6 separate regions of the Mus musculus genome follow, and all the other regions are linked to region 5. Evidence: chromatin loops called from intact Hi-C (ENCODE). Cell type or tissue: heart. All regions are shown on one strand. Region 1 holds the start of Gm29183 (a long non-coding RNA gene). Region 2 overlaps 6030407O03Rik (RIKEN cDNA 6030407O03 gene). Region 3 has its middle 13 kb from the start of C530043A13Rik. Region 4 overlaps Gm29185 (a long non-coding RNA gene). Region 5 overlaps Igfbp5 (insulin-like growth factor binding protein 5). Region 6 overlaps 6030407O03Rik (RIKEN cDNA 6030407O03 gene).

Region 1 (4,000 bases), 960 kb before region 5:
TAACACTGGCTCTTCTGATACTTCTGATATTGCTCGTGGGCAGGCACTAAGTGGTGGAGAGTGGTAAAGGCTGCCTGGGTGCATGACTTTCCTGCCAGGAGGGGGCTAGGCTGAGTGACCTCTCCTGGAGCCATGCTGATGATTAGAGGCAAAGAGAATTACATCCCCACACAGGAGGGGCAAGACTCTTTTGTATCCAGCACAGCTGTAGTGGGCTGGGCTGGGATGTATCACTTCCCTCTGTCTGCATAGGTAAATACCCACAAACTTACTGACAAAAGCAATAGTCTTCTGTTTAGCCTGTGAGTCTGACTTAGAGCTGGCAATCTGGATGGGCTCAGCTGGGGGGTTCTACAGCCCTGGGTTGGGGTTCCTTCCTTAGCTCTCAGCAGTCAGTTGCCAGGTGGTCTGGCCTTACCTGCTCTCAGGTGGCAGAGGCTAGGAAGAACCAGTTTTCCTTGTTTATTCATCTTTTTAAGGGGTTTGAGCTGGGGTGGGGTTGGGGGTGGGGGTGAGAAGCCCCTTGAAGCTTAGACTTGATAATGGCATGGCATCACATTTAATCTAAGTCAGTTGTAACATAAGATCAAAACGTCTAGACTACACATAAAGGCCTCGTACACTAGGGAGGGTGGAGAAGGCTGGCCCCTTTTACAGTTTGGTGCTGGGGGTATGAGTTTTGAGCTGATATCCAAAGAGCTTTCTAAGGAGCTGAGCTGTTTTGCACAGGTGCAGATGGACTTGCCAGCCCCCGCCTGCTCTAGACAAGGAGCGTGTGTGGCTTCTCCAGTGAATGAACGCCCCCCACCCCTGGCCTCCCAAGGCCTCCCTGCTCCCCAGTGTTGATTTAACTAGAGATTTATTCTCAACAATCCACAGTTGAAAATCTTCATAATCATGGACTCGAGAGAACGGGAGGAGTGTCCCCAATTCTTCACTGTACCAACGTTGTCATTGTGCCTCTGTCATCCTCAACAAGACACCCTCAGCTTCTCTTTCAACCACCATCACCCCCACCAGGCAGGGCCTTGCCTCCTACCCAGCACAGCTGCTTGTCTGAGTTCTGTTTGGTTAGCTGTAGGGAACAGAAGAGCGAGGACGTGTGTCCCTAAAGGCAACGTTTGCAGGACTTTGCTTTATCTTATAGTCTTTAAAGAGGAATGCACTGGAGAAGAAAAAGGAAGTAGCGAGTGCACAGTTTTCAGAGCGATGCAGGCCCAGGCAGAAAGTAGAAAATGAGAGAGGCCAGTAGTCCAAGCCCAAGTGGGTTTTCTGGGATGGAGACATAGTAAACTTGAGCTCTGGAGCCGGAGTCAGGCAGGAAGTGGGCTTGGCCGGCCTGGGGTGCCTACGCTGCCTGGCAAACCATCCCTTTCCAGGCTCTGTCTTCCCAGCTCCCTTTGGAGTCCAGCCCCTCTTCACCCTGGGAACAATGCTGCGGTGTGTTGAGACTTTTGTGATGGCTGAGAGAAGAAGAGAGAGAAAGCTGGTCAGGGTGATGGTGTGTGAATCGCTCTTGTCACATGCTCCTGCCAGCTGCAGCAGCTCCTGAGTCTGCACAGGGGGTCATGAAACTATGGACCGACCTGAGCCCATGCATGGAAGCTGGTCAGCCATCTGCAGGAGGCGCTGCTCTGAACTACACAGCATGGAAAGGGCAGGCCATTGGGGCGTGGCGGGGGGGGGGGGGAGAGGGTCTGTTGCCAGGGGGCGGGGTGAACACACTCAAGGTTCAGGGAACAGATACTGGCCTTTGCTGTCTCTTTCCTAGGTTGCTGTGGAGCCGATGCTCAATGCTTCTGGAAGCTCAAGGGCCTTGGGCTCATCCCTGAGATGAGGAGCGTACTCAGGCAGGATGTGTTTCCGTCAGCCTGGGGCTGTCCTTGAGGACTGAAAAATGTCCCCAAGTTATGATGTGCCATCTTATTCTAGTGCAGAGAAGGCGAAGTGAGTCATGCAGGACCCTGAGTGCTCTGGGTTCTAAGCACTGGCTTTGGAATGGGAAACTAGAGACGCAAAGGCTGGCACGATGCAGAGCGACAGACATGGAGTCCCGACTCCATGGGGTGGGGGTGGTGTTTGGTGCCAGGTCTGTGTTGCTTGAAGACAGAATTAGTTTCTGAGGGTGGAAGTAGCCCTCCGTAACTCCCCATATTTCTGTTTCACCTTAGAAAAGGTTTGGCCACGTGGAGGTAGGAGAAATGGAAGAAACCCTGTGGTTCACACAAGGGTCTTAGTGTGACCCATCCAGCCTCTATGCCTTCTCTCATCCGACCACCAGAGGGCAGTGTGGTACTGTCGGTGGAACTGCTGCCTCCGTACCGTTTCTTTCCTCTCCAGTGCTTGGCTCTTAATCTTTTAAAACCAAAGCTGCTTAGGCACAGCCTTGCCTGTCTGAATGGCATGGATTAGACTGGCACTCTGGGCCCCTGTGCTGACAGAATGCTCCCTGCCCTCCGGCGTACTCAGAGAGCTTCTCAACTCTCACCTCTGTTCCATGGGCCCAGCAGCCGAAGGGATAAGGTCTACAGGAGGGTGAGCTAGTGTAAATGGTTTTTAAGATCCATTCTTATCTGCTTCTTGAGCCAGCTTTGAGAGTGGACGGACTGCTCTAGCCGATTAAGGAACATGAGACATCCCCACCCTCCTCCCCCATCCGTGATTGACTTTCCCCTAGGGTTGATGGGGAGGACTCTGTTTTACTAGATTCCTACCTGCACAACCATGGCACGTCTCTTCTCTCCAGAAAGCACGTTTTCCATCAGTAAAGTGAAGGCGTTGGGGCCTTATGGTCTGAAAAGGCTTGGAATGGTAACCTTCCCTATGTTTATGTTTGGACTGTTTCCTTCCAATTACAGGTTAGCTGATTGAAGAACAAAGCTTTGAAGGATGAGAGGTACTCACTCTAGGATTCTAACTAGGAATATAGGCTACTGTCTGCGTTGCCATTGTTCGTCTCTCTATGAGGTACAACTTTACCCCCATCTAAGCTCAGGGCAGCGAGGTCAAACCACACCTCTCATGTGATGATCGGTTCAGATGATGGGGGAGCATCACCCGTGTGTGCTCCCCCTGTGTGCTCCATAGGGCTCCAAAACCTCCCTGTTATCTGCCAGATGCTGGGGGCACAGTTCGTCTCCCAGGGGGCCCTGTTCTTTTAGCTAGGTCTTTCCAGCACCCATTCATACATAGGCCCTAAGTTTGAAGGCAACACTGAACCCTGAGTCTGTCTTCCACAGAGATTCAGGAATGTCACTCACTCCTTTTCTAAGCAGAGGCCAAAGGAGAGGAATACTCAGGGAGAGAGTAAGCAAGGTAAAGAGAGCTTGAAGACCAGGATGGCCTAGAACATCTGTAGCTACCTTTTATTTTATTTTATTTTATTTTATTTTATTTTATTTTATTTTATTTTATTTTGAGGACTGTGTAGACTCTAGACAGGAGGCACCTCCAACCAGGTGAAACGATAAACATTCCCATCTTACAGGTGGAAAAACCAAGGGCTGGAAAAGCTGAGTCTAAGACTACACAGTTCAGTAGAACATGGGTTGTGTACACCCACCTCACTGTTCCGGCATGAATCTCTCTCTCTCTCTATGGAAAGGGAGGTCCTGCCTTCTTAAGATTAGGAATGTGTGAGAAGCCGAGGTGGAAATTTTGCTTTCGAGATTTTCCCAGAAAGCAGGGGCAGCATGTCCCTCTGCTACTCATCTGTCCATCCCAGCGTCCTCCAGGCAGGAAGCTGGCTGTGCCTGCAGGCCCATATCCTCACTTGTCTGCCAGATGCCCCACAGGACTGCTGGTGTCTCAGGAAGCTGAGGGAGCCGACACCTGGCAGAGGTCAGAGACTTATTCAAGACCCCACAGCTGTTTGGTGACTAGCCTGGGATAAGAGCCCAGGTCTCTTTCTGGTTACAGTGTCCTGTTCACCGGGACAAGGCCCTGGGAACAGACCAGCCTTGGCGGGAGCCTTCCCAGCTAGAGAGGTCTCAGCTTTCTG
Region 2 (4,000 bases), 750 kb before region 5:
CCTGGTAGTGGTTTAACAATAGACTAGCATTACACCTGGCTCCATTCTAAGTGGTAAACGCAGCCTGGTCCCCGCCATCTTTTGATGTATACATTCCTTTTGTTTTGTGTCACTGTAACTTAGTGGATGTGTTCGCCTGGTTTCTTGTTATTCTTCTGTATAAAAAGTTTGATGCTCGATTTGACAAATGACACTCAGATTCAACACGCTCTCTCGCCGACTCTATGCCCATCTGTCCAAGACTCTGATTCCCATAGACTGGGATTGAGGAGGGCCCACTGAGTCCGGTCTGTGGCAGCTAAGCCAGAGGAAAAAAAGCACCCTATCTGAATTTTGGTGTTGGCCCATCTTCCAGGGCAACAGGTAGCTAGAGAAAACTGGATGGGATCAGGAATCTGGATTGAACTTGGACTGGTGGGGGTGATGAGTGTAGGTAAGGGAACCACCATATTTGGGCATCCCGGTGGCTTACAGATCTGGTATTTTTTGCCTCTCATTTCTTAGTCATTTCAGCACATCTTTCTTCCACCACTCTGCCAGATGTGTTCATCTCTATGTCTGTGTCTCTAGGTTTATGCTGACCTGGCACTGCTTCACCCAGCATTCCAGATGCAAATGCGGAGAATGGAGAGCCTGCAAGCAACTGGATGGCTGTAGTTTGGAAATAAATAGCCCTGGAGCCGGGATGCTCCTAAAGGAAGCCTGTATGCGCTCAACTTGGTGGATGCTGAAGTGCTGGGAGTCCTGAACAGGTGGCTGAAAGAGCAGCTTGGTCTCCCAACCTTGATGCCTCAAGAAGGTGTGAGTTCCTTTGACCACTAGAAACATGGATCTGTTTAACACTGGGCAAGTGCCCTTTCAATGCAAAGCAAATGCATTGCCAAAACTGGTGAAAGACCTTGTGGAATTAATCGTCTGTGGTATTGTGTTTTCAGCCACTCCTTTAGCCACATGAGAACGAAGGATTTAATGTAAATATACATTATTAAGCAAGGATGGTTATAGTGACCCTGAGTGCTTTCACATTTAGCTCTGAAGTTCTCCCGACTCTTTACTGTTTTATTTTAAATTATGGTCTCCTCTAGGAAGGAGATATTTCAGTAGAGTGGGAGTTGTTTTTAAGGTTGGACCCTGAGCTGGGAGGGGCATGGAAAAGAGGGGAGGAGGTCAAAGCCATGGATATCTCCTTGGACTTGGTGAGTATTGGGAGTCTGAAAGGGAACATGCTGACCTTATAAAAGAAATCCAGTGCAGAGGAGTGGCAACTCTTAACTGAACTCTCACTGGTTAAAGGCTGCAAACAGAACCAACAGAGACCCCAGTCTTCTTTAAAAGGCTTGGCATGAGAGTCGATATTTACATTTTCCTGAGACCATGTTAAGACAGGGCATGTTTTCTTTCAATATTTTCTTATCGAGTTATGAATGCAAGCTAATTTCCTTTGTATGCACGAGGTGGAAAGCAGAGGCAAAGATTGTTGAAAACAGAAGACTGGGTTCTGCTGCCTTACCTGAAAGATACAAGTGTTCTTTTACTAAGGGAGAAAATGGGTGTCTGGAGGAGTTAAATGATGGACTCAGGGAGACTTGAAATATTAAGGATAAAACTGGCTGGACACCAAAGGACACAGCTGTAGGCTTTATTAGTTACTAATTCTAAATGTTACTCTTTCTTGTGTTCAAAACAGTTTCAAGAATCCTTTGAATCAAAAATAGACTTCCAGATATTCATTTGCCCCCTTTCCTCTCCCCTCAAAATACATACACTCATATTACAATACAATTAACAGTAACTTCAGATAACATGCAAATAGAAACATGTACTTCAGGTCTCATGGCTTCAGAATGTGTAGGTAGAACTCTGGATAGAAAGCTAAAGAGAGGTATGGAGACATCACCGTACTGTGGCAAAACTTCAGATAAACTGAATCTTGGAAAATGAAGTTTCACACCAGAATGAAAAGTAATATGTTGGGACCTGGTCACCCAAGAGCTCTGGGTTTAGGGTATGGAACAAGAGAACCTGGCTGTGTGTGGAGCTGGACTGTCATATGAGAAAGGCACCAATTATGTGAGAGAGGAGGTCATGTGACAGAGGTGCAGTTGGGGGCTTCTTAGTGAAGAACAATAAAGAAGTGTCCTATCAAACAAAAGCGAATCTCAAAATTGGAAGACTGGCTGCCACCACCCCCTCCACCCTGCCCTAGGTGCCCTCAATAAAAGAAAAGCAACGTTTTCACCCCAGAAGAGGGCACTCTTGAACCAGGAAATGTTTCAGGCACCTAGCTGGACAGCTGTGCTGACATTCATTTGTGTTAAATTCTTACAGGTACACAGAAAATGGCCGTCAGCATCCTTACAGAGTCACTAAGAAGACAAAATTGGAGCATCAAAGCCATCCAGGAAGTGAAAATACTCCAACCTGGGTCACACACAGAAAGCAGGAGAAAACTTTAACATGTATCCTGGCTGAATCAGTGTCTAAAAGCAGCATTTGAAAATATGAAACAAAAACTTTAAATCATTAGTTGCAAAGCTCAGAACAAAAATATCCCACAACATCCTTATATACTCAAGAAAAATGTGCAATAAGAATTGAATAAACTCTGGAAAGCAATAGAAGGAAAAAATAAATAAGATAAATAAAAATAAATGCTATCTTAGTACCCAAAAGACCCCAAATATTATTGGATATGAGGAGCATGAGAGAGGTTAACAGAATGGAGATAAAGCAAAGGTGGGAACAAAAGTCATATGGAGACCACGTGCTAGACATCAGTCCCAGAAGTGTCTAAAGCAGAAAACACACAATGAGAAATAACACGTACCTAAAACTACAGGCTACAGTGAATTTCTATCAGGAAATGAGGATCTGAAGCCCCATCTTTAAGGATTCACAGTACACTTTAAAAAAAAAAAAGCCTGGCATGGTGATGCCCAAGACTGGACTAGGAAATACTAAAAGAGAAACGACAACAGAAACCCAGATCTCCATGGGGGGAAAAAAAAGGACCAAATGTGCTGCAGGGGAAAGAAAATGAAGCTTCTTCATAGTGCATCCCAAAACAAAAGGAAACGAGGATATAAGGAGCTTCCCACATACAGACCCTGGAGAAGGCTGTACTTATGGTCCCTCTGCAGGGCTCAAGACTCTAGGGTAGTCTTCTATTGGGAACAATTTGTTGAATCTAACTAGAGCCCTAACAAAAAACTGACCACTAAAAACTGACCACATGTCTTAGAGTGTTCAGGTTTAAACAAAGCAAAACACTGTCGTCTGAGTAGGTTAAAAGCATGTGAAATGACATTCTCACAGCCATGGAGATGGCTAAGTCCAGACGGAGGTGCTACTGAATCGAATGCATTGTGAGGGTTCCCCTCCTTGGCTGTATCTTTACATGGCGCCAAGCACTAGCTATCTTTCTGGCAGCCTCTTCTATATGGGTAGAGCCTTAGCAACCTAATAATCCTCTAAAGGCTTCCTCCCTGAGTGTTATCACCTTGAGGTTAAGATGCCAACTGAATTTTTCTGGGGCATAAGAATTTGGTAAGTACTGGGAAATATTGTTAGTGAGAAAAAATTGTTTCTAATGCTCCAACCTGAAAATTACCAAATGCAGCATTTCTTTGTCTAACAACCATTGCAAGGAAGCATGAGCAGAAATTGCAGGATTTCTTACGGCAATGACAGAATGAAAAGGTTCCCACCAGAATTTCTGGTGTATAATTACAGCAGTGATCTGAGGAGAAACCAAACCCAATAAGAAATAGCTCAACAACCTTAGCTCACAATTCAAAGATCTAGGATTATAAAGGGAACCAGAAGAAGAGAACACAGGAAAAGAACTAACAAAGGTAAGAGGAGAAAATTCTGTGCTAAGAAACAGCAAAAAAGAACAGAACTAAGAAAGAATCAAAACTCTCGAGCCCTGGATAGGAAGAATGAAGTGTAATTGAGCAATACAGAGAGCAAAGCAAACTATGCAAAACTTCTTAAAGTA
Region 3 (4,000 bases), 650 kb before region 5:
TCCCCTTTAAAAGGGGTAGCTGATTTGTCTACAGCATGTATTTCCCTCTAGCATCTATTTCATAGTGCACCTACTATGTGTATGAAGCTGGGACTTCAAGGTGGGTCTTTTACATTCTTTCAGAAATGTAATGCTTATATAGAATCATAGAACACACACACACATACACACACAAATGTTGTCTTACCATTTTCTTAATCTTTGTTCAAAATCTCTATCATTTCCTTCTGTTTTGGACTTTGACTTAAATTTACTGTTATATTTTTCATTTCTTCTTTTAGCTTTTGCTTATAAATGTTATGCATGTGCATGTGAGTGTGTGTGTGTGTGTGTGTGTGTGTGTGTATGCAGATGAGCCCATATATGCGCATACAAAGTCAAAGGAAGATGTCTGGTGTCTTACTCTGTCACTCTCCACCATATTCCTTGGAGACAGAGTCTCTCACTGAACAGGAAGTTCCCCATGTCAGCTCGGCAGGCTGGCTAGTGTGCTCCTGGTGTCTTCCTATCTCTGCCCCCTGACAAAGGGGTTATAGGCACGTGTGGTCATAGCCTCCTTTCTTATGTAGTTCCAGGGAATTCAAAGGCAGTCCTGTGCCTGTGCTCCCTCCCAGGAAGACATCTCTCAGCTCTGTTCAAGTTGCTCAAAGATGGAGCTAGCATAATTGCCTTGAAACCAGTACCCTATTTTTCTAACATAGGCACTGGGTGCCACATAATTTCCCAAGAGTTAATTTAACAAAGCACAGAGCACAGTATTCTAAAGGATGAAATACTTGTAATCACAATAACAATTTAATCGGGATAGAATCCCCAGGCCAGGAGGCCTTCCTCAGAGACCATTCACTACAGCTGTGGGGATGCTCTGACTCCTGTGATGCTTCTCCTGTCCTTCTGGAAGCAGTAAGTTCAGAAGATAGACGTCAGAACAAAGGAATCTCCAGGGTCATACAGCAATTCTTTACTTATCTGTCATTTGTATCTAGAGTTCTTTCGGTTTTCCTTTCCCCTTTTGTGATTTTTCTCTGATAATCTGACGATCAAGATTTTGATAATTCAAGTATTACTATTATGTAAATATACAGGAGACTGGAGATAAAGGGGATGTCTTTCGGTGAGGTGAGCACCCCCCCTCACTGCCCCCCAGGAAAACCGACATGGAGAGGACATTGCAGTGAGCACCGAAAGCAGGGAAAGGAACCAGCCAGACAAGGAGCAGATACCCGCAGGGTTTCAGAACAGCAAGTGCAAAGACCCTGAGATAGGAACACAGGGATATAATCTATAAAGGAGAAACACAAAGGAAATTTGTTCTGACTTCTATCTTCTGGTCCTACTGCTTCCAGAAGGACAGGAAAACCACAGTCAAGGGAGTCAGGGCATCTCCACAACTGTCCTGAACATTCTCTGAGGACCGCCCCTGGCCTGGGGATTTTATCCTGTTTAATTTGTGACAGTGTTTCATCCTTAGAACACGGTGCTCTGTGCTTTGTTAAATTATCACTTTTGTGTGCTGCTGGGAATTGAACCCAGGGCCTTCACACATGCAGGCTACCACTGAGCTCCAAACTTAACCCAAATTAAATTCTTTATCCCCTGAAAGTTTGCCACGAGAAACCACTGGATTGCCTTTCTCCTTGGGTTTTATTTTATTTTATTTTATTTTATTTTTAATACTCCAAAGAAACTTCCCAGATTGACCGCAAATAACTGATTCATATCGAATCCATTTCTTTGCTTTGCTGTTGCCTCCTTGAATGGGTTTCTTTGATTCGTGGTGACAAGATTAAACTGATAAATCATGGACACAATCTGGTGCCATCCGTTTTCAACTTTATTCTTTTTTCGACGCCAAGGGTCTGTGATGGAAAAAGTTCCTCAGAAGGCCACAGCTGGCTCGCTCCTGCTCAGCAGCGAGTTAATAAAACATCTGTTGAAGAGCCTCCCTTTCCCTCTTCTCCCCAAGCTGCCTGGCTGAGGACCCGTTCTCTTTATCTCTGAAATCTTTTCCTGGATCTCTTTTCCCCCTTGGCTCTACAGACCTTTCATCGCCTCCCTCCACATGGAGTGATTCACAGCATTTGTGTTTCTCTTGAGTCAGCCTTGGGAAAGTCTAGAACAGGCCCTGTCTTTTCACCAGCAGTGGAGACCGGCTTCTGGGCTGTAGACTCTCACTTCATCTTCCGGGACAACATGGCTTCTTATGGGAGAGAACTTTTTCGTGGCCCTCAGTGCCAACCAAGGAGGTGGCTGGGTAGGATCACTCAGATCAATACTGCATGAAAGAAACAAAGTCTATCCTATGTGTGAGATATTAAAGGCAGAACCATGCAGTCCTGTACTGTTTTTTGGAGGAAAGTCCTTGGCAAAGTTTTTCTGATTGGTTCTGTTTCTCAGTTGTTCCAGTCAGGAACCCCATCCAGATGAAGAAGGGACAAGCAGACTCTTCTCTACCGTGATGTGTCAGCCAATGAAGGAGCAGAATCCATCCATCGTGTCTTTTACTGCTCCCTGGAGCAGGGGGAAGAACTAACTCACTTTCACTGAGCCACATTTAATAGTGGGTGGAGTGACAGTGTTTAACGCTATGCACAGTTCGCACATGGTCCTGTTTCTGAGCTCCTTGGCTCTGACTTCTCTCTGGGGAATTGCAGGCTCATAGTCTTGTGTCTTTGCCTCACAGTCAACTCTGTATGGTAAGCCCCTTTGAGTCATATCTCTTGGCTTGGAAGCCATGGATGGAGGATGGCCATCTTTGTGTCTTCCAGTTGGGTCAGAATGCACCGCCAATCTCTGTTTCCTTGTATCTTCACTGCAGGGAGCTAAGCAGATGAATGCTCAAAGAATGTAGGCTTAAGATGAAGATCTGAGTAGGTGAAGCAGGAACCTTATAGATCTGCTGAACTATATTTCCAGAACTCCAGGGAGTCTTTTGCTTACACCTATTTTCACTTCTGGTATTCATGCCTGAGAAACTTAGATGTGTCAGATCCAAGCACCCAAGGAAGTGAAGATCCAGAAAGATCCAGCTGCCTCGCCTTGTGTCACAGACACGTGGTTAAGCCCACCAACTTCACATCTGTCCCTGAGTTATTTGAACTGTGGCATTATATATCAATGGCATCTTTTCTGCTTAAGGCTGGCAGAGAAGATAACACAATGAAGGTATTAAAATCATGGCTACATCTTTGTGCTTAAGAAGCACTTTGTGATACTTAATCTTGACTGACAACTTGTTGGAATTTAGAACCACAATAGGAACAAGTCCCTGGGCCTGTGAGAGAGCGAGGGATTATTTAGATTAGGTTATTGAGGTGGGAAGATGCAAGGTACTTACCATTCTATGGACTAGGATCCTACACTAAATAGAAGAATTCCACCTGAGGGTAAGCCTTCTCATTTATGATAATGAATGCAGTACTGGCAACCACCAACCTTAGGCTCCTGCTGCCTTGACTTCCCCATCATGATGGGCTAGATCCAGGGACTTTGAGCCAAAATCAACCTTTCCTTTATTAATTTGCTTCTGTTGAGTATTTTGACCCAGCAACAAAACAAGTATCAAACACGTGTTCTTTTGCTGTTACTTGGAATTACCCATTCCGAAGTCTTAGACGATAGTCCCAGGAATGAATTCATTCCCATCCAGGAGGGACTAATTGAGCCATCAGCTACACATCCTTTCATCTAGATGACCTGATTCCTTTCTCCATCCCTGTTTATCACCCTTGGCACAAAGGCTGCAGATGGAAGGGTGATTCTAGTTTGCTCTGAGGAAAGTCCCACGTGTGTTTTGTTTCCTGCCACACTATGACAAAGACCTCACTTCATGTCTTTGTGACCAAATCTCTGTAAATTGCAAGATCAGAATGTATTGAGCTAGGGGTACTCAGAGTCCTTGTGTCGTTTGGGATGTGGCCAGGGCAACTATGGGGTCTGAATGTTTTCATTTTACTCCTGCCTTAATGCCCTGCCTATTTCTCCCATTTCAAAATGTCGC
Region 4 (4,000 bases), 410 kb before region 5:
TGATAGCCACTTCCCCAAATCAACACAATTTCTAGCTGTATTCTAAATACTTATACCCATATATAAGCATAACTCTCACCCCTCATCAATGACATGTGGCAGATACATTGTAAGGGGAGCATCATGGGAAAGAACAGAAAGAAAGGACTGGGCTGCAACAACCTGAGTGCTGCCCAACAAATCGCCATATCTCTTTAAAGTTCAGTTTCCACGTGAAAAATGAGGGTCTGTGGGGATGGGGATGGGGGTGGAGGGGATGTGGAGTGTGTGTTCAGGGTTGATTCCTAAGACTGTTTAAACACTTTGCGTTTTGTGACTATGCACAAGACCATCTATGCCCTCTCCAAAACTTCAACATATTTTTCTCTTTTAAGAAACCATCATTCCACATCTCTCCAGCGAGGCAGGAATGGTATGGTACGAAATTATTTGTGCTTTGATTCATTTTACAGAGTTCATATCCAGTTCCCTCGCATGTCACGCCAAGTTCATCTTCTCATGTGTTTCAAGAAAGTCCAGGCATTTGGCTGAGACAGAGAGCAAATGCCTCCTATTAATGTGTGACAGAGCCGTATGGAGAAAAACACTCTCTGCTTCCCATATGGCACAGCTGACAGGGCTGGAGTTCCTGTGGCTGTGAAATGGTTCCCTGACCAGGTGGGTGGCTGATTTCACAGGTTGGTGACCATCCTGTGTGACTTTCCCAGGGAGAGCCAATGCAGTTAGAATTCTTCTGTTATAGCTAAGGGCTGTCATCGGAGCTCCAGGTCATGGGCTATTGATTCTTCTGCCAAGACGCAGGTAGGCAAGTCACTGAGAGGAAAGTGAGCAAAAATCCAAACCAGCATTTCCTTAAGTCCAAGCGTTAGCCTTGTAAGGATGAATCAACTTTTACCAAAGGAGACTGTCTTCTCCAGCCCACCTCAGTCTGAAGGGACGAAGCGTGGTGTAGCTTTTTATGAGGAGGCAGAGCATCCTATGGAAAACAGTAAGTCCAAACAGCAATCAAGGCTAAGAGGTCTCAAGACTTAGATTAGTTTGGGTCCGCATGAGTTGTGCTGGGATAGCTGTTTCCTTCCAAGGTTTATGTTAGAGTTCCCAAAGGAAAGAGATCATAGCACTGAAAAAGTGTGAGGAAAACCCAAGTCATTCCGTAACTTTGACATCATTCCACTTCTTGAAAAGAGTAGTATCAAACTGGAAAGTCATATGTGTCATCTCCACTGCCTTGTTACCAGCTAAAGTTGAAACCAATGTCACTGTCCCTATAACTAGGGAGTAAGAAGCCATCACTCTTACTTTTAATGAATGCTCGTCTCAATTTTTTTTTTAATTCATTTCTCAGTGCTGTGAGTAGTGGGTTTTAGTAAAGGTGATTATATGGTCACTGTATGTCACAGGATCAGAATTAAGCAAATGCACACAGCTCTCCATTCTGTGAGCTGACTCTAGATGCAGCTAGGCATGGAGGTATAAGAGGTTTGCTGTAATGAAAAGCAGTTAACAGACAATAATACAAGGGAAGATGGATTATGCCAATGGTCCTATTACAATCTAGAAAGGCAGAAGCTGAAAAGTTATCAAAATGGGTTTGCATGAGCCATGCAACTTCACACATATGTGTACACATAGACACACACGCACACACACACACACACACACACACACACACACACACATTATGATTTCCTGGAGGTGGCTATGATAGTTATGAATGTAAAATGCACCAGAAAGGTTCTGAATTGAATACCCGAGATGACTTAACACTAGAGCTATTTGATCAGCACCAGAAAGATGTTCTCAGATAAACTTGTGAACCCCCTAAAAGTTTAGTAATTTTATCAAAAATAACATATTCCAATGTACTGGACTATTTACACACCCCAACCAGTCCATTTTTTCTTGACTAACAAGGGACCAGAAGCCCCACTGTCATACAATGCTGATCACCAATACACTATTCTTTATGGTAGACCAACATCTCCAGCATCCATCTGTGGTTCACTGGAGCCATTTAGGATTTGCTCCCATGAGAATTATTTTCAGCTTTTGAGATCACTTGTCCTATTACTCTAATTTTCTTGCTTTCAGATTAAATATGTGAAATTACTTGGAACAGAGTCAGACTGGGAGCCGGTGAATGCGTAAGTTCAGACAACAGTGAATAGACAAAATGGGGGTTATTGTCAAGTTGGGGGAGAGGTTTTGAACATTGATTTGGCTTATACTGTGTATGGAGAGTCCAAAGGTCCTATTAAACTCCTACACTCAACTGATCTGCACACTCCAAAGGTCCCTTAGTGGCTCAGAGTACAATGAATTTACCACCACTGGGTAAGCTCTATAAGAGCATTGTCCTGTTCTTAATGGAAGAAGGCAAGCATTATTTTTGTGCTTTGTAGCAGCATTTTGAAATCTGTGATCCTACTAGTAACGCCAAAGCTCAGAACGCTCAGTTTGAAATCCACAAGAGGGCACTAGACCACCATATGGGTCTCACTCTCCAGAGCACCTGAAGCACAAAGCAAGGCTTGGTGTTGGCATTGCCCTGAATTTGATAGCAGTAGACAGCCACATAAGTAGTAGGTCTTCAAGTCTGAGTCAGAGACACTCTGTAATCATGGATGATGTTCAAAGCTGACCATGAAACACACACTCAGTTGGCATGTGTAGGTTATGCTAATGTAGGTTGTGCATAAATTAGTATGCATAATGTAGTATGCATAACTTTCACATACTACTTGAAAAATAATGAAATGGAGTAAGGTCCATCCCCATAGTTCTAAGAAAAAGTAGGGTAGTATTTAAGCTGCAAGTTTAAAAAGGTGCTGTGGACAACAGGGTAGTAGAGATCAACAGGGGGTTAGACAGATGGGAGCCTTTCACATCTGCCTTTGGGAAGCCTCATAGTCAGGGAGACTCTTTTGGCCACAAGAGTCTCTCAAATCTGACATTTACACTGGGCATCACCCAAGCTATTCCTTTTCTCTGCCCTTGAAGTGCTGTAACCTCACAAGCTTTCTAGAAAACTGGTCTCAAGCTAATGAACGTACACTTACAAACCTCTTATAACACAGACATAGGCTGTATAATTAGCTTTCCACTTGAAAACAAGGGCAAGAAATTCAGTCAATAGATTAGTTTGAGTAAAATCAACAAACAGATTATTGGGGTCAGTGAAGAAGTATCTTTCCAAATTCAAAAGAGCCAATCATGTTAGCTCAGCCAAATGTGAATCAGGGAAAAAAAAATCAGTCAAGAATGTGGCTCTGGAGAATGGAAATCACATCTAGGAATGAAGACTTGGGTTTTCTTTCATTTCATTTTTTAACAGTTACATTTAATATCATAAAGGGGAAAAAAAGGACTCATGATACCGTAATCATGGAGAAGATACTCTTTTCTCTAAAGATGGTGCATAGGTGATAGAGACCGAGAGATAGACTTAAGCTGGGGCTCAGAAAAACATTATTTAATAGCAGCAGAGTCTCTTGCAGCATCAAAAACAGTGCAAAGGTGTCCTTTTGTTAGCATTTTTCTGATTATCTCTTTGGAGACAATGAATGTATGAGTAATTTCATATAGTCAATTGAAATAATTAAGAGACACACTCTCCATCCCGAGGTTTTATAAGTTATCATCACTCTGAGGTCTTAGACCAATGGCCTCCAGGTTGTTTGGAGTTTGGTTGGTTGATTTGCTTTGTTTTGTTTTCATTTTTTTTTTAAAAAGAAATGCATATGTTTTATATGTGTGAATACAGTGTGTTATTTTTCTGAGTTTACATTGAATGAAGGAGCCCTGTGTCTCTGGCAGACATGTCCTGTTTTTTTTAAATGAGAACCTCTTCTGTCTTCTTATCTTTCTAAATGCAGACCCCAGTTTCTTCAAGCTGTAACTCCAGTCCTTTGTCCCACTCTCAACTCTTGCTCTCTGGTTCCACCCACACAGTTCTCTCAGGAGCTGATCTCCTTCTGGCATTGTCCCTGGGGTAATGAAT
Region 5 (4,000 bases):
CCCTGGACACTCCCTCTATTGCTGACCACAGTGAAAAAGAAAATGGGATCTTCAGGAGTGAGCCTGGGGCCAGGCAGATGCTGCTGTGAGCCAGTAGGAAGGCCAGGGGACACTCCACAGCCTCTACCCAGAGCCCCTCCTCTTTCTCTCTATATGCAAATGCACCCACACAGGGCAGCTGAGCTAAATAGCACCCATCTGCAGCTGGAAAGCAGTGAGACTTGGGGAGTCTGAAACACAGCTTACATTTGGGTGGATTGGGGAGGGGGGGACAATGAGCAGCCAGATTCTGATTCTCCCCCAAGCCTAGCACTGCAGCAAAGAGCAGGAGGCTGCCTGTTGGCTGGGAAACAAGACAGGACACGGAATGGGCAGAGCATCTAGCTGACTATTTTTGTCCTGATGGATGTCTTGGGCCAGTGCTATCTAGTGGAACTTACAGTGATGATGAAAGTGTTCTATATCTGTACTGTCCAGCCCAGTAGCAGCCAACGTGTGGCTGGGGAGAACTGGAAATGAGGACCTCTGGGTGTATTATCATTATTATTATTATTATTATTATTATTATTATTATTATTATTATTATGTATTTGTTCATTTAAATGCCACATTGGCTTCTGGATGGCACAGCCTCAGCCAAACAGAAACCTCACACACCAGGGGCACCTTCTTCATGGACTGCTTGTCTCTTCACCTTCCTGTGGCAAAGTAATCATGCTCTGAGGCAGGGGCATGACTCAGATGGCCTCCCCCACCCCACCCCCCACCCCAGCATCCGTTAAGCTATAAGTTGCCCCATTTATATCACAGAACTACTTCTCGGCTGAACTTCTCTTTGCAGATTGTAAGTGGCCTATTGGGCCATGAACTCCAAGCTTAGCTGGTTTTCTGATGGAAGAGAAATCATCACAGATAAGTCTCCCCCAGACTTCTGTTTGTGAGGACAGGTCAAGCCAGCATCCAATAGCAGCCCAGGATCAGGCTATTATTCATGGTGCCAGAATGACAAGAAGCCCAGGGTGGAAAGTAATAGTTCCAGTAGCAACAGGTCCCATTGGATTCATCTATTAGAAGGACTAGGAAGCAAGGTTGGATGGGAAGGCATCCTAAGAACACGTCTTCATATGTTGGTAAAGAGCCAGACGTCTACAGGAAAGCATCGGCAGCCAGACTGTGTGCTTAGAGAGGTTGAGCTTGGGTAAGGTGTGTGCATGGTGCTGTAGTGCTGTGTGCAATGCTGCCCTTCCTGGGGTGTCTCAGCAGCCATAAAGCTGTGCCTGTTCCCAGGGAGACGCTGATGTACCCATGGTCCTAAGTCATGGGAAGGGGGGGATGAATAGATCAACATTCCTGTGACAGAGTAGGCACATTACAAAGCTGGAGCCGTAGCACAACATACATCAGAGGAAATACCAGAATATAACACCCCTGTCTTAGGGTCTTTATTGCTGCAATGAAAAACCTTAACCAAAAAGCACCCCACGTTTCTCATCCTCTGCAGAAACCTTCCCAGCAGCATCTAGAGGGAGGAGGGTGTTGGGATGTGTTTCTCTTCTCTTTCTAGTCACTATAAAGAAGCAACACTCTGCCACACACAACTAAGACTTGCTCGCGCAGTCCTCCACTCCTGCACAGTGCTCCTTTGTCGTCCTCCCCCCCCCCCGCACCTTCTTAATGCATGCTGCAAGCACACAAAGAGGGGGAAAGGATTGATGGGATTCCCAAACTAGTAGGAGGGGGAGACAGCCAAGTGCCAGCTTTTAACCTTCATCTTCCCTGGAAATGTGCACAAATTGAGCGCCTTTGGTCTCCTGCGCCACCTACTGGCCACCTAGAGGTATAGCCCTGCTTGTTTCTAAAAGCCTAGGTCCTGGTGTGTCCTTCAGGAAGCAACACCAAGAACTGGGAGGCAAATGAAAATTTTAAGCCTGTTCTTCACAAGCAAGACGACTGAAAATTAGGGGAGAGGAGACACTCCCAGGAGCCTAGACTTTGCTTAGTGAGTCCCAGAGTTTGCAAAAGTTCCTTAAGGAAAAACATCAGACTCTACTCTTCTATCTGCACAGAACCCCCAAACTAGACATGCCTCCTCCTGCATCCTGTCCTCCAAGTCCACAACCCAAAAAACTGGGTTCACCCCAAATACGGTCTATTAACCCCTAGAGAGATTCCTCTTTGGACAGGCAGCCTGGGATTTGGCATCCCGGCAGGTTCTGATACCGTAGAGTCAGGCACTGGGGGGGGGGGGAGGGGGTGCAGGGGGAGGGCTGATATCCCCACAGAGAGTTTGACTCAGGGAGAGCCCGCCCCAACACTGACAGGTACTCCCACCCCTCCCCTTCCTTTCTTGTGACTACTCGCCCAAGCCCATTACCAATCAGGATTAATGAAAACCCCTAGAGGCTTCCTCCTAGTAGGAGCCAACATCTAGTTCATTAAGCTTGACACGCCCTAGAGGAGCAGATGCTGGGTGTGTGGTGCCGTTTGTTCTTCTAACCAGGTGAGGCCTAATCTCCACATGCCTCCCCGCACTCACACCAGATCTTCATTTGGGCTGGGAGCTTGGAGACATTCCACAAAGTCTTCTTCTCTTTCCCTCGCCTCGACTTTGTTGGATTCTCTCCCTTATCTTTCACATCTGAGATATGCAGCTACCATCATATCTGAGGTATCTGAGGACCGGTGGGTTTTCCTTCACCCTGCTTAATTAATTTGAGATATCACAAAGCCCTCCCTCTCCTTTTTGAACATTTAATTAGGAAAGGTGATGGAGCCCAGTCCTCCACCCCTTTCTGACCCTGCGTTTGGTCTTGTGGGTCATCTGAAGCATGGAGACAGCCATCTAAGGTCTCCCCACTCATGAAGGTTGCAAGGTCGGGGGCTGAGAGGAGACCGGGGGCACCTATGAGAAAAGACCTTACTGGAAATATGTGCTGAGATGGGCTAGGCAGGTGGCGTTGAGAGAGTAAGAGACACATGAACAAAGTCCTACTTCTTTTTTCTAAAGGTCCTAAGTCAGTTAAGTATAGACTGTCACCAAGTATAGTCACCAAGTTGCTCCTATGGATAACTGGTCTGGCCCCAGCCAGCTGTCAGCCCCTCTCAGACAGGGCTGAGGAATGCCCAGCCTCCAAGGGTCCAGAGCACAGCACAAGGCCAGTTGGGAGCCACTGTAAGAGGATGAGGCCTCTGTCTTCCATCTGCTTCCATTTGTTCCTCTCCGGGGCCCACATTTCTGCCTCTCCCATCTCCCAGCCCTCACCACAGTCCCCCTGCCCCCTCTACTGCTCCTGTCCCTGGACACCCAGGTCCAAACATCTGTCACCCCTCAGCCCAGCTGTTCTGAAAGTACAAAGACCTCTTTAAGCGGACGGACACACTTGGCTGTTCTTGCCTATGTCTGGACTGTGCCCTGCTTTCTTCCCTTGGCCCAGCTCTCCAAGCCCTGACTGCTTAACCTTCTGTCTCCAGCCACTTCATCTCTCCTGAGCAAACTGATTTACATAACCTTCACCTGCTTTGAGCCTTGTCCTGTCTCCTTCTCTAGCCTGCCCATGTGTACTAGTGAGGTGTAGTCAAGAATACACCCCCCACCATGATGTCTTTTCCCCGCCCCCTCTTGCTTTCTTAGACCTCATCATTGGATCTCTCTGAGTCTCCATGACTCCTCTGACCCGAGTCCTCCCAGTTCTGGTCTCTAGACACTGCTCTCTGGCCCCAGAAGCTGATTCTCCGCCTCCTTCTCCCCACAGAGAGAGACTCTCGGGAACACGAGGAACCCACCACCTCCGAGATGGCTGAAGAGACCTACTCCCCCAAGGTCTTCCGGCCCAAGCACACTCGCATTTCCGAGCTGAAGGCTGAGGCTGTGAAGAAGGACCGCAGAAAGAAGCTGACCCAGTCCAAGTTTGTGGGGGGTGCAGAGAACACTGCCCACCCCAGAGTCATCCCTGCACCTGAGATGAGACAGGAATCCGAACAAGTGAGTCTCAGGGGCTTC
Region 6 (4,000 bases), 870 kb before region 5:
TGGTTAGACTTGAGCCCTGCTGAGCAGTGTACTAGCATTTGAAGAATGAGGGTAGGTAAGTTGAATCTTTTCTTCTGCCATTATGAAAACTTCAATTCCATGAGGACACACTCAAATTAACCATATAATTGCCAAACCATGCAGTCACAGAGACCAGGGACCAATTATTGACCCTACACAAGGCAGAGCTGCTGGGTTGTATACCACAGACCAGGCATCCTGTTCAGGGGTAGGGAGTTCATTTACAGATACAAGAGGTAAAACTCATCCCTTGTCAGGACGAAACAAGATTGCTTTTTACACAATGTCTGGTGCGTGAATTGGTTCTGGTGCTAGATGGAGAACAATGCTTTCTATTTTTTCTGACTTTGAAGTCTCAGCCTTAGAACATTGCATAGCTGTTGTCCTCTCTCTCAGACCTCTTACATCTCTTTGCACAGTTCATGATACATAGTTAGCAATTCTGTCACCATTTGAATGTTCATGCCCCATCACTCTATGCCCCATCAGGCCATCCTGGAATCCCTAGCCCTGCTCCACACAGCCAGGCACATCATAGGCACTCAGTAAGTGATTACTAGAAGAATAAGAAATATGTCTTGCACAATGTCTCTATACAAAGGTCAAACAAACATATCCTAGGCCTTCCTCAGTCTTAAATCCAAATGCTATTCGCTACCATGAGAGAGAGAGAGAGAGAGAGAGAGAGAGAGAGGACTAGAGTGGGAAGAGGAGCTTACATTGTCTTACACCATGGACCATCCAGCTCTCATGACCATAGACTCCCTGACAGGTCAGGAGACAAGTGGAACTGGCTGCTGATGGGCACTATCCATGACAGGTGAGCCAGAAGGCCATCCTAAAGAAGTAGGGAGCCATGCTATGACCCTCATCTGAACTGTGGGTCTTAGGACCCCTCTGGAGGCTCTTAGGGGAGATGCAGAAGATTGTGTAAGAGTCACCCCAAGGAAGCCAGGTAGAGATTGATGCCTGCAGAATGGAATGACTTCTGAAAGCTTGATCTGGCTTTCTCAACTGGGGAGAACTGGAGAGAGGCCACTCACATATCTAAGAATGCTGAGACTAGAGCTGAATGTGGAGAAAGACCAGGGAGTGGGAGGTGATCACTTTCTGAAGGAGGAGAGGGAGGAGGGAGGAAAGGGGGAAGGAACATAGAGAAAAACACTGGAGTCCCTGCCAGGGGAGAGCTTGCCTCCAGGGAATGCTCTGACTCCAGAACTTAGGTGAGATCACCATTTTCTCTCTGGTGACTCTCTAAGGTAGGACCACTCAGGAACGCACAGGATGCAAAAGCAGCAGAGCAGCTGGGATAGGGTCCTGTGGGCCTACATCTGTACCCAGGAGGTGGGGATGTTCTGCAGTCCTCTGTGCACCTTCCCTGCCAGGGGAGAACTTGCCTCCAGGGAGTGCTCTGACCCCAGAACTCAGGTGAGATCACCATTTTTCTCTCTGGTGACTCTCTAAGGCAGGACCACTGAGGAGTGCACAGGATGCAGAAGTGGGCAGAGCAGCTGGGACAGGGTCCTAAGGTCCTCCATCTGCACCCAGCAGGTGGGGCTATTCCACAGCCCTTTGTGCACTGGGCTTGCCAGGAGAGAGCTGGTCTTCCAGGAGTGCTGACACAAGCTTACAGACTCACAAGAGGAACAAGCTCCAGCCAGAGGCAGCAAGAACATCTAACACTAGAGATTACCAGATGGTGAAAGGCAAATACAAGAATCTTACCAACAGAAACCAAGACTACTTGGCATCATCAGAACCCAGTACTCCCACCACAGTGAGTCCTGGATACCCCAACACACCAGAAAAACAAGATTTGGATTTAAAATTATATCTCATGATGCTGGTAGAGAATTTTAAGAAGGACATAAATAACTCCCTTAAAGAAATACAGGAGAACACAGCTAAACAGGTAGAATCCCTTAAAGAGGGAACACAAAAATCCCTTAAAGAATTATAGGAGAATACAGATAACCAGGTAGAAGTCCAGAAAGAGGAAACACAAAAATCCCTTATAGAATTACAGGAAAATATAATCAAACAGGTGAAGGAATTGAACAAAACCACCCAAGATCTAAAAATGGAAGTAGAAACAATAAATAAATCATAAAGGGAGACAACTCTGGAGATAGAAAACCTAGGAAAGAAATCAGGAGCCATAGATGTGAGCATCACCAACAGAATACAAGAGATAGAAGAGAGAATCTCAGGTGCAGAAGATTCCATAGAAAACATTGATACAACAATCAATGAAAATGCAAAATGCAAAAAGATCCTAACCCAAAACATCCAGGAAATTCAGGACACAATGAGAAGACCAAACCTAAGGATAATAGATTTAGATGAGAAGGAGGATATTCAACTTAAAGGGCCAGTGAATAAATTATAGAAGGAAACTTCCCCAACCTAAAGAAAGAGATGCGCATGAACATACAAGAAGCCCACAGAACTCCAAATAGACTGGACCAGAAAAGAAATACCTCCCATCACATAATAATCAAAACACCAAATGCAAACAACAAAGAAAGAATATTAAGAGCAGTAAGGGAAAAAGGTCAACATATAAAGGCAGACCTATTAGAATTATACCAGACTTCTCACCAGAGACTATGAAAGCCAGAAGATCCTGGGCAGATGTCATACAGACCCTAAGAGAACACAAATGCCAGCCCAGGCTACTATACCCAGCAAAAAATCTCAATTACCATAGATGGAGAAACCAAAGTATTCTATGACAGAACCAAATTTACACAATATCTTTCCACAAATCCAGCCCTTCAAGGGATAAAAAGGGAAAACTCCAATACAAGGAGGGAAACTAATCCCTAGAAAAAGCAAGAAAGTAATGTTTCAGCAACATGAACATAATCCCAACTCTAACAACAAAAATAACAGGAAGCATCAATTATTTTTCCTTAATCTCTCTTAATATCAATTCACTCAATTCCCCAATAAAAAGACATAGACTAACAGACTGGTTACAGCAAACCCACCTCAGGGACAAAGACAGATATTACCTCAGAGTAAAAGGCCAGAAAACAATTTTCCAAGTAAATGGTCCCAAGAAACAAGTTGGAGTATCCAATTCTAATACCGAATAAAATTGACTTTCAACCTAAAGTTATCAAAAAAGACAAGGAGGGACACTTCATACTTATCAAAGGTAAAATCTACCAAGATGAACTCTCAATTTTGAACATTTATGCTCCAAATGCAAGGGCATCGACATTCATAAAAGAAACTCTACTAAAGCTCAAAGCACACATTACACCTCACACAATAATACTGGGAGACTTCAACACCCCACTCTCATCAATGGACAGATCCTGTAAACAGAAACTAAACAGAGACACAGTGAAACTAACAGAAGTTATGAAACAAATGCATCTCACAGACATCTATAGAACATTTTATCTTAAAACAAAAGTATATACCTTTTTCTCTGCTTCTCATGGTATCTTCTCCAAAATTGACCATATAATCTGTCACAAAGCAGGCCTCAAAAGATATAAAAATATTGAAATAATCCATTCATCCTATCAGATCACCATGGACTAAGACTGATCTTCAATAACAATATAAATAATAGAAAGTCCACATACATGTGGAAGCTGAACAACACTCTAGTCAATGATAACTTGATCAAGGAAGAACGAAAGAAAGAAAGAAAGAAAGAAAGAAAGAAAGAAAGAAAGAAAGAAAGGAAGAAAGAAAGAAAGAAAGAAAGAAAGAAAGAAAGGAAGAAAGAAAGAAAGGAAGAAAGAAAGGAAGAAAGAAAGGAAGAAAGAAATTAAAGACTTTTTTAGAGTTTAATGAAAATGAAGCCACAACATACCCAAACTTATGGGACACAATGAAAGCAGTCCTAAGAGGAAAACTCATAGCCTTGAGTGCCTCCAAAAAGAAACTGGAGAGAGCATACACTAGCAGATTGACAGCACACTTAAAAGCTCTAGAACAAAAAGAAGCAAATTCACCG

Evidence for each region. Peaks named below come from ENCODE experiments on the same cell type or tissue, not always from the same donor. Only the 100,000 strongest peaks of a DNase experiment are listed, where the experiment ranks them.
Region 1: it touches region 5 in a loop (8-fold over the local background); 36 of 42 quality-filtered maps call a loop at or near these places.
Region 2: a loop joins it to region 5, with 9 times the contacts of the local background. A loop is called at or near these places in 18 of 42 quality-filtered maps.
Region 3: a loop joins it to region 5, with 2.1 times the contacts of the local background. A loop is called at or near these places in 3 of 42 quality-filtered maps.
Region 4: a loop joins it to region 5, with 5 times the contacts of the local background. A loop is called at or near these places in 29 of 42 quality-filtered maps.
Region 6: it touches region 5 in a loop (11-fold over the local background); 5 of 42 quality-filtered maps call a loop at or near these places.

The regions. Positions count from the first base shown.
Region 1 is chr1:73,824,783-73,828,782 of GRCm38, reverse strand. All of the region lies in intron 6 of 6030407O03Rik (RIKEN cDNA 6030407O03 gene), which reads left to right. Gm29183 (a long non-coding RNA gene) reads left to right here and starts at 1,702. Exons shown (of 6, transcript XR_001778996.1): 1 at 1,702-2,896. In heart, a CTCF peak has its summit at 2,272 (motif pointing right); a DNase peak (open chromatin) is centred at 2,282; H3K4me3 peaks cover 297 bases; H3K27ac peaks cover 2,101 bases; H3K27me3 peaks cover 441 bases.
Region 2 is chr1:73,616,995-73,620,994 of GRCm38, reverse strand. It overlaps 6030407O03Rik (RIKEN cDNA 6030407O03 gene), which reads left to right. Exons shown (of 9, transcript NR_045311.1): 8 at 571-799; 9 at 2,329-2,614. Among named protein-coding and RNA genes, the nearest start is that of C530043A13Rik, 89 kb to the right of the region's middle. In heart, a CTCF peak has its summit at 2,251 (motif pointing right); no DNase peak of the experiment used is centred here; H3K27ac peaks cover 335 bases.
Region 3 is chr1:73,514,621-73,518,620 of GRCm38, reverse strand. No RefSeq gene overlaps it. Among named protein-coding and RNA genes, the nearest start is that of C530043A13Rik, 13 kb to the left of the region's middle. In heart, no CTCF peak of the experiment used is centred here; DNase peaks (open chromatin) are centred at 1,980 and 2,650.
Region 4 is chr1:73,273,168-73,277,167 of GRCm38, reverse strand. All of the region lies in intron 3 of Gm29185 (a long non-coding RNA gene), which reads right to left. Among named protein-coding and RNA genes, the nearest start is that of Gm31344, 89 kb to the left of the region's middle. In heart, a CTCF peak has its summit at 2,467 (motif pointing right); no DNase peak of the experiment used is centred here.
Region 5 is chr1:72,863,833-72,867,832 of GRCm38, reverse strand. Igfbp5 (insulin-like growth factor binding protein 5) reads left to right here. Exons shown (of 4, transcript NM_010518.2): 2 at 3,753-3,982. Among named protein-coding and RNA genes, the nearest start is that of Igfbp5, 9.0 kb to the left of the region's middle. In heart, a CTCF peak has its summit at 1,833 (motif pointing left); no DNase peak of the experiment used is centred here; H3K27ac peaks cover 727 bases.
Region 6 is chr1:73,734,854-73,738,853 of GRCm38, reverse strand. All of the region lies in intron 6 of 6030407O03Rik (RIKEN cDNA 6030407O03 gene), which reads left to right. Among named protein-coding and RNA genes, the nearest start is that of Gm29183, 90 kb to the left of the region's middle. In heart, a CTCF peak has its summit at 1,564 (motif pointing right); a DNase peak (open chromatin) is centred at 1,553.